Regions from separate parts of the Homo sapiens genome. Here region 2 is linked to region 1. A link is a loop called in an ENCODE intact Hi-C map of the cell type or tissue named here. Cell type or tissue: lower leg skin. All regions are shown on one strand. Links, peaks and the distances in the headings refer to the core of each region. The heading gives the core; the rest is flanking DNA.

Evidence for each region. Peaks named below come from ENCODE experiments on the same cell type or tissue, not always from the same donor. Only the 100,000 strongest peaks of a DNase experiment are listed, where the experiment ranks them.
Region 2: it touches region 1 in a loop (4-fold over the local background); 1 of 110 quality-filtered maps calls a loop at or near these places.

What each region holds. Positions count from the first base shown.
Region 1 is chr18:8,827,858-8,832,255 of GRCh38, forward strand. It overlaps MTCL1 (microtubule crosslinking factor 1), which reads left to right. Exons shown (of 15, transcript NM_001395333.1): 15 at 3,750-4,398. The coding sequence ends at 3,983. Among named protein-coding and RNA genes, the nearest start is that of GACAT2, 120 kb to the left of the region's middle. RefSeq lists enhancers at 2,083-2,606, 2,607-3,129. In lower leg skin, for the core only: no CTCF peak of the experiment used is centred there; a DNase peak (open chromatin) is centred at 2,644.
Region 2 is chr18:8,892,824-8,897,221 of GRCh38, forward strand. No RefSeq gene overlaps it. Among named protein-coding and RNA genes, the nearest start is that of GACAT2, 190 kb to the left of the region's middle. In lower leg skin, for the core only: no CTCF peak of the experiment used is centred there; no DNase peak of the experiment used is centred there.

The DNA.
Region 1 (4,398 bases), core at 241-4,240:
CGGTTTTATCAGTACAAAGTGGCGCCCAACCCCTTTTGTCCTCCGTAAAGTATTCATTTAGATTTTCTCTTCACTTGGTGTGTTTGCCACCAAAAGAGATGATGTGAAGGGAGCACAGTTGCAGGGCCTCAGAGCGGGCATGGAGCACTCATCGGCAGCATCTAAATGCCACGGGCTCTTTTTTCCATTTCTGTTGGAATTTTCCTCGTTCTAGATTCCAGTGGGATTGTTCTGAATTGATGTAATATATTCAGGCCATTGCAACCCCTTCCCATTGCTCCATGAATTATGCAGTAGTTCTCGGTATGCGTTCCCAAATCCCCAGGACTACTTCTGATTCCAAGCCCACCCAGTGCGCTGTTGCGGAATCTTTCCCCGAATGTTCACTCAGGCATCCACACCCAGGAGTGATGCAGGTGACAAGAAATCTCCCTTTCTCACTGCACTGTCATCCCATAAGCCACTCGGGCCTCTTTTTCTCTTGACACCATGGCACTAGTTCAGCAGTGCAGAGAGAAGCCGTGAGGAGTTCCGGTGTGAAGAGAAAGAATCTGAAAATGGAATGCTCTTCCTCCCTCCCCTAAGTGGAAAATGTGAGGGGAACTTTTTAGAGTAAGTGGCAGTAGCTTGGCTGTTGTGACCGAAACAAACGCAGCCGTATAATAGTCTCTGTTTTAGATACCAGTCATGCAATTTCCATATCTCTGTTTGCCAAAGTGCTGTTTGAAATGTTAAATGCTAAAGGGTGACTCGGAAGCATAGAAACTAGAGGGAGGTCTGTGACTCCTCCATGGAGTTTCCTTCTTCTCTCTGGGCAGATGGCAGAGGGCAGGCCTGTGTGCCTAGTGCCTGGCCACTTCCCCACACCTGCCTTGGAGTGAATGTGCTAGATCTGAGAGCCCGCAAGTCTCTCCTGGTGGCTACCCCTGAGCGAGAGGGATGGTCCTCTACCTCCGGGCTTGCTGACTTTAAACCTTTATTGTTCTCCTGTTTAAAAAACACTTTCCAACCTTCTTGCTTTTCTTTTCTTTCTCTGTCTGTTCTGTCCAGAACCAAACTGTCTTGCTAACTGCCCCCTGGGGACTCTAGCCCTGCCCGCCTCACGCTGTAAGTGCTTCCTTCCTTGTTTCCCAACTGTCTGGAGAGGTCGTGTTGTGTAACTCGCAGTTGGCACCTGACGCTCATCACCTGAGGGAGTTCTGCCCGGTGGCGGTACCCTCGCTCACCCCAAGTTCCAGGAGGTTCGCCTAAACCCAGGAACAGATTGATAAGGCCAGAGACTCATCTGCTCTGCTAGAGGGTTGACCACTCAATGCAAAGAAGGGTTTTTAGGTTATAGAGATTCTGCTGAGATTTCTCCGCTTTTGTACATTTGCAGCCAATATGCTTTCAGAGAATTGAGTAGATACTGGCCAGGAGGGGACATCCTAGGCACAGGGGTCTTGCCTGAGGGGGTCTTTGGGCCCAGCCACCCAGGACTGGTCAACATTTTGGTTATACGTGCACTGGCATGTGCTGAAATGAGGTGTGACCCTAATGTGATAAGGCTTTTGTTTTTCATTTTTCAACAACCATACCACAAGGAATGAACCCAAATATATCTTGTCCTTCCAAGTGAGCACCGTGGGTGACAGAGTAAATGCTCAATAAATATTTGTTGAATGAATAAACAACAAAATCATCCCCACTCCAAATATCTTGAGACCTTCCCTCAGAATTGCTTTCAGAGTCTGAGTCAAAGCACATGAGAAAAGATATACTTTTTGATCAAGGATATAGTCATCCACCCACCTCATCCACTGGCCTTGACTCGAAGCCAGTAGTATCTGTTGTCAAATACAACAGATGTATCCCCATGAAAAGATGACAGGGAACACAGGGAGGGTCAATTCCCAGAAACGTGCTACAGGGGCAGCATCCCAGGACACCATGCCATGCAGCGACCACAGTGGCTTCTCGGGAAAGCGCAGCATCGTTTGCTTGTACATGCCGGTGTGTTACTAAGGAAAAGGTTGATTCCCTTGAATGCAGACTCACAGTGATTCTTCCTTCACAAGCAGAGGCTGGCAAAGAGGGGGTACTGAATGGTCTCATAAAAAGCCTGCTCTTCAGCACCAGCCAGGCGGAACGGGATACGGTGGTGTCAGATAAACCTATGACAGCAGCTTCACCAACACACAACACACACAGAACAGATACACAATACACAACACACACACTACTTCTATAACAAGGGGAGCGCAGACACAAAACACACAGATTTCCCAAACCGTGTGTCCCAGTCAAGCACTGTGGGCTGCAGTGAGATGAGGACACAGGAGCACCTTGGGTTAGTCTGCATCTTGGTGGCTGGTGGCGCTGGTGGAGTTTTAACTGGAGAGGTATTTCTGGTTGTCACGGTACTGTTAGCATAATGCTTTGGGAACAGAAGCTTCTCCCTGTGGCCGTATGAAGTTCCAGCCACAAAAGCAGCAGGGAGCATGAAGCATAGTCTCCAGGGCCACTGTTCCTTTTCTGCTGACCCCAGAGGGAGGCAGGGAAACCGCTCGCCCCATTGCTCTTCTGGAAGCCTGTGGCTCCCACGCTGTCCTCGGGCCATGCTGTCTCTGCCGTGTTCCATCTTCTCCCGAGTGACACTGCCCATTCCGTGCAGCCGTCTGTCCTTCCCCCGCTGCTGCTCCCCTGCACCACTGGCTGGGCTGTCCTCATCCTGGTCTTTTCAGTTGCTTGTCACATCTTTTTAAATCCTCCAACTCACTTCCTTTCTTTGAGGGTCCTTGTTCTCTGTCATCCTTCCTGTGCCTTCCATTCAGTTCACCTCAAGCTTCCAGTGTCTGAGTGTCATTCCAGCCAGCGGGCTCCATGCTGGGCAACTCAGTTTTCTCATGCCACAGCTTTTTACATTTCTGTGTATCAGCAAATTCCAAATTTGGGTGTCCTGGTTTTGTAACATGTAAGGACAAGGAGCTCAACATTCTTTAAAAACAAAGTAGCTTGAGAATAAGGATTCTAGGTGATTTGCACATGGTTGAGTGTGTCTTGCATCACCTGCTCGCAGAACATTAGGATGCCTGAAACACAAAACCACCAGTACATTCTGATTCTACCTTTTTAAAATGCTGCTGCAATTGAACAGTCATTAAAGAAAACCAGACCCAAATTAAAATTTCTGCCTGCAGCATTTTTGCCATGTTGTGGGAGTTTGTTTAAGCTACTCCCAGTCAATTTCAAATAAACAGTAGCAGAGTTCGTTTAAGACGACTGCCATTGCTAACACAGCTGAATGAAATCAGAGGTCTCTTTGTGGGCTCCCAGTAGATCCAGGCCCTGTAGGACCAGTTCACTTGTCCACTGTAGCTAAATAGATCATACAAAAGGGCCAAATGAACAGATCTACCAGATAGGAATATGATGAAGTGGCCTGTGGAGACCGCTGCCACAGTCACTGTGTCATGCCTTCTGTATACCCCAGCCCAATTCTAAAGGAGCTTTGCAAGCTGACTCATCTCACAGTATTGCTGTGTTTAATCATAATTGGTCTCTTCCCATTCATGTCACTGATCATTTGTGTTGAATTCTTTATTATTTTAAGTTATTCTGCATGAGCATAGAAAGTAGTTAATATTCACGAGTTGCCTGTGGTGTATACTTCATCTCACTTGAGTCTGTTGAGAAGTGTGTTTGGGGGAATCATCCACTGGTGACACTGCCGGTCTGAGTAACCCTGTCTCCCTTTCTCGGCTCTGAAGGAACTACCTTGTTCTGCACTAGCTCCATCCCTAGAGCCCTGCTTCTCCAGGCCCGAGAGACCAGCAAACCGTCGCCCTCCGTCCCGTTGGGCCCCACATTCCCCCACTGCCTCACAGCCTCAGTCACCCGGAGACCCGACGTCCTTGGAGGAGCATGGTGGCGAGGAGCCGCCCGAGGAGCAGCCACACCGAGATGCAAGCTTGCATGGATTATCACAGTATAATTCACTGTAATTTGCATAACCACACCATCACCATGAACAAAACTCTGCCCAACAGGAGAGATCTAGTTTTCTCAAGGTCAAAGAATGTTTTTTAAAAACACAAAGCTGCTGAATGTTCAACCTGTGAAACTGAGATGTTTCTAGAATGAAACAGTAAATGTGCCTGTAATAACTTAATTTTTTTCATAGCTCAGAAAACTATTTTTGTCTCCATCTTTTTTACACACAGTATATTAAACGAAAAGGTAAATAAGGTATAAATAGATTTAAAAAATAAAAGTTTTAAAAAATGTACATTTTAAGAGATTCTGAACACCCTCGCTGTCAATACCTGACTGCCTCTGTTAAATTTGCACTGTTACATTTTGGTTCAGTTTATTTCCATGTTGAATTAGAGTGGATTAAGTTAATTTTATTTTGTCAGT
Region 2 (4,398 bases), core at 203-4,202, 65 kb after region 1:
TTTTTTAAACCCAAAATATTACTGCAGATGTCCTTATACGCAGTGGTGTTAGTTTTAGAAACTGATTCTACGGGTATGCTTGCTCGTGTGTAAAATTATTCATATACAAATTATTTATGACAGTATTGTTTCTAGTAGTAAAATATCGGAAATATTCTAAATGTTCATCAGTAGGAGAATGGTCAAATAGTTATGCTACAACCATATAATAAAAATAATTCATATATCCATAACAATAAATGAAGAGGGAAGCTTTTATGTACTTCGTGAAAAATATAGTAAGTGAAAAAGAGGGGTCCAGCAAAGTGGGCATTGTATGCTACTAGTTTGTAAAAATTAAAAATTAAAAAAAAATAGCAGAGGCATATTAGTCTGCTAGGGCTGCCATAACAAATATTACAGACTGGGTGGCTTAAACAACAGAAATTTTCTCTCAACTCTGAAAGCTAGAAATCCAAGATCAGGGTGTCAGCAAGTTTGGTTTTTCCTGGAGCCCCTTGTCTTGGCTTGCAGACGGCCATCTTCTCTTTGTATCTTCATGTGGTTTTCCCTCTGCATGTGTTTGTCTTCATCTCCTCCTCTTATAAGGACACCATATTGGCCTAGGGCCCACCCAAATGACTTCACTTTACCTTAAGTATCTCTTTAAAGGCCCTATCTCCAAATGCAGGACATACTGGGGATTACGGCTTCAGCATAAGAATTTGGGGAATACAAATTCAGTCCATAACAGGGGGCAATAAGGAAGATAGATATACAGATCTATGTCTATATATGCACAAAATATCTCAGATATACACAAGAAACCATTAACATCATTTGACTTCAAGGTGGGGCCCTGTGTGGCTGGAGGAGAGGAGGGAAGGGGGACGTTTCATTATATGCCTTTTTGAAGTGTCTGAATTTTGGATCATTGTTTATATTTTAAAATATACAAATTTAAAAGTGTTTAAATGAAGAGGTTGGATTGGAGTCCAGGACTTCAGACCATATATGGCATCTAGTAGGAAGACTCTTTATGTGCTGATGAAATAACAAGTCCTCACACTCTTCCAGGATAATAATTGCCTGCCTGGCACTTATGTAATGGAGATAAAGCTACTGGAAGCCAATACTATCACAAGATGAATGCTTGCTATTTTAAAAATAAGCACCTGAGCATTTATCTACTTTCACAATCCAATTTTCTGTGACAGCAGCATTTTTCCATCATTAACTTCAATGTGTAGGATAATGCATTTGTAGCTGACAACTATTTTACAAATAGTAAAGAATGTAGCATAATAATGTATGTTCACTCGGGCTAAGACATGAGTAACTGAACATTTTTATAAGTTAGCTATAGCTGAAATAATATGTCCTTTATTGCCACAAGAAGGGGGAATAATAGCTGTGCCTTAATAATCTCAGTGTTAAGAATAAATTTCCCAACACCTCTTAGAAAGGTGAAAGAAGTATAGACAACAGGACTAGAAATACTACATATTTTGAGGAATAGTAATAATAGCTAGTGGTGCAGTTGTTTTGTGCTATATATTTTCAAAGTGCTTTTCACTTGCTCATTTATTCCAACTATTATTTTAAGATAAATTTTAACTCATATTTTATAGATGAAAAAAAATGTGGGGCAGTATAGCAGAAAAATGGTCAGCATTGATTCTGTGTTCATGGAATTCAAAGACTGCGTGGTATGTGTTATATCTAGAGATATTGCCAATTGAGAGAAATTGGATCATTCTTAAATTGGCTGATGGGTCCTCCTAAGTAGCAAGAAAATGTGATTCAGGGTTCAAACCTGAAGTTAAAAAACATGCAAGAGAGGACAAGAACTCCTACACAGTACATGTTTATTTATTTTTTGAGTAATAATTGCAGTGTATTGAGAGTTTTTATCTCACTTTATCTTTACCATGGGAAATACACAGCAAAATTCTCACTTTTACAAATTCTCAAAGAAGCATGATATTAATAATACAATGTATTTAATAATATGAAGACTGTGTTACTTTCTGCCTATGCTATTGAATACTTCAATACATATCTGCAGATGACCCTAAAAACCCACAAAGCCCAAAACTGAAGTCTGTGATAGAATTCCAGTGACAGATAGTAACTGAACATGAAAGCGTTCTTCTTTCCACTCCAAAATTAGCAATTCAGCCATCATCTTGTAGAGCTGAATGGGACAGCCACTCTCCAAGGTTCTGAGGACCTGACAGGGTCCCGGTCTACCCTCCTCATCACAGTATAACGAATGTATTTGCAGACTGAGAACATTCACTCCCTGATATGGTTTGGATTTGTCTCCCCACCCAAATCTCATGTTGAAATGTAATCCCCAGTGTTGGAGGAGGGGCCTGGTGGGAGGTGACTGGATCATGGAGGTACATTTCCCCCTTGCTGGTCTTGTAATAGCAAGTAAGTTCTCAGAAGATCTGGTTGTTTAAAATTGTATAGCACCTCCCCCCTTTTCTCTCTTCCTCCTCCAGCCATGTAAGATGCACCTACTTCACCTTTGCCTTCCGCCATGATTGTAAGTTTCCTGAGGCCTCTCCAGCCATGCTTCCTATGCAGCCTGCAGAACCATGAGCCAATTAAACCTTTCTTTATAAATTATCCAGTTTCAGGTATTTATTTATAGCAGTGCAAGGACAGACTAATACACTCCCTCACTTTGGTTCCAAGTTAAAGATCTGTTTGCAATTATACCATCAGGAATTCACTTGAGTTGCCCATGGACTAGACAGAGATGAGGAGACTGTTCAGGGAATACTTAAACTAATCAAAGCAACTTTACTAACAGGCTTAGCTGAGATACAAGCTCTGAAATATTTGGTGATGGATTCAAAGAATGAGGAGGCCAGGTTCAGTGGCTCACTCCTGTAATCCCAGCAGTTTGGGAGGCCAAGACAGGCAGATCATGAGGTCAAGAGATTGACATCATCCTGGCCAACATGGTGAAACCCCGTCTGTACTAAAAATACAAAAATTAGCTGGGCATGGTGGTGCACACCTGTAGTCCCAGCTACTCGGAAGGCTGAGGCAGGAGAATCACTTGAACCCTGGAGGCGGAGGTTGCAGTGAACTGAGATTGCACCACTGCACTCCAGCCTGGCAACACATCAAGACTCAGTCTCAAAAAAAAAAAAAAATGAAGAATACTATTTTCAAGTTTAATTACATATAGCTACCCTACAAAGATGACCTCCAGGGAACCACACTTTCTGATATTCATGCCTTGGAGAGTCCTCTCCCACACTGAATCCCAGCTGGCCTGTGACTCACATCAACCAAGAGAATGTGGTAGAAATCTTACCATGCCAATTCCAGGCCCAACCTTAAGAGGCTTGGCAGCATCTGCTTCTCATTTCTTGGATCACATGCCTTTAGGAGCTTTTAACTACCATGTGAAAAGTCATATGGAGAAGTCCCAAGACTGGAGGGAGAGAGAGTGGGAGAGAAAGAGAGACAGGGAGGGAGAAGAGGCCCGGTGGAGCTCCAGCTGTTCCCTCCAAGGCTGCATGTGGGTTAATCCTCTTGGACCTCTTCAGCCCAAGCAAGCCCCTGGCCTCACATGAAACAGAAGAACCACACAGCTGAGCTCAGTCAGAATCATGAGAGATAATAAGACATTGTTTGCTTTAGACCACTGAGTTGTGAGGTGGTTTGTTACCCAGAAATAGACAACTGAGACACAGATCCAGACCAATTTCATCAGAAATGTACTAGGCATGTCTGTCTTGTTGCCCACTAGCATCACAAATTCCGCTTGCCCACATTGGAAATAATCATTTCCCCCATGCCCTCTCCACTCCTGTGGTCCTCATAACAATGACTGTACCACCATCCACAGAGTTGCCCAGTGGCCCCCTGGAGGAAAAGGGAGAAACTCATTAAGTTTAAAGCTGAGATGACTGGGATAATCCATCCCCAGGCCTAGCAATGATGGCTTTCTGGAAAAAAAACTTGTTAAATAAATGAATGAACAGATGTCATTCCACAAATTGTCCTGTACTCTCATATTTCTATTTCTCATGCTGCCTCCTTTACTCCCAACACTATCCCACTCATAATTAATTAGCTTAACTCCTTACCTATAAGACCAAGCTAGGGCTGGGTGTGGTGGCTCAAACCTGTAATCCCAGCACTTTGGGAGGCTGAAGTGGAAAGATTGCTTCAGGCCAGGAGTTTAAGATCAGTCCAGGCAGCACAGTGAAACCCCCATCTCTACACACACACAAAAAAATCTTTTTTTTAATTAGCTGGGCACGGTGGCATACACCTTTCTCAGCTACTGGAGAGGCTGAGGTGGGATTATCACTGTGCCAGGAGTTTGAGGTTACAGTGAGTTATGATGGCAACGCTGCACTGCAGCCTGGGTGACAGAGCGAGAGCCTG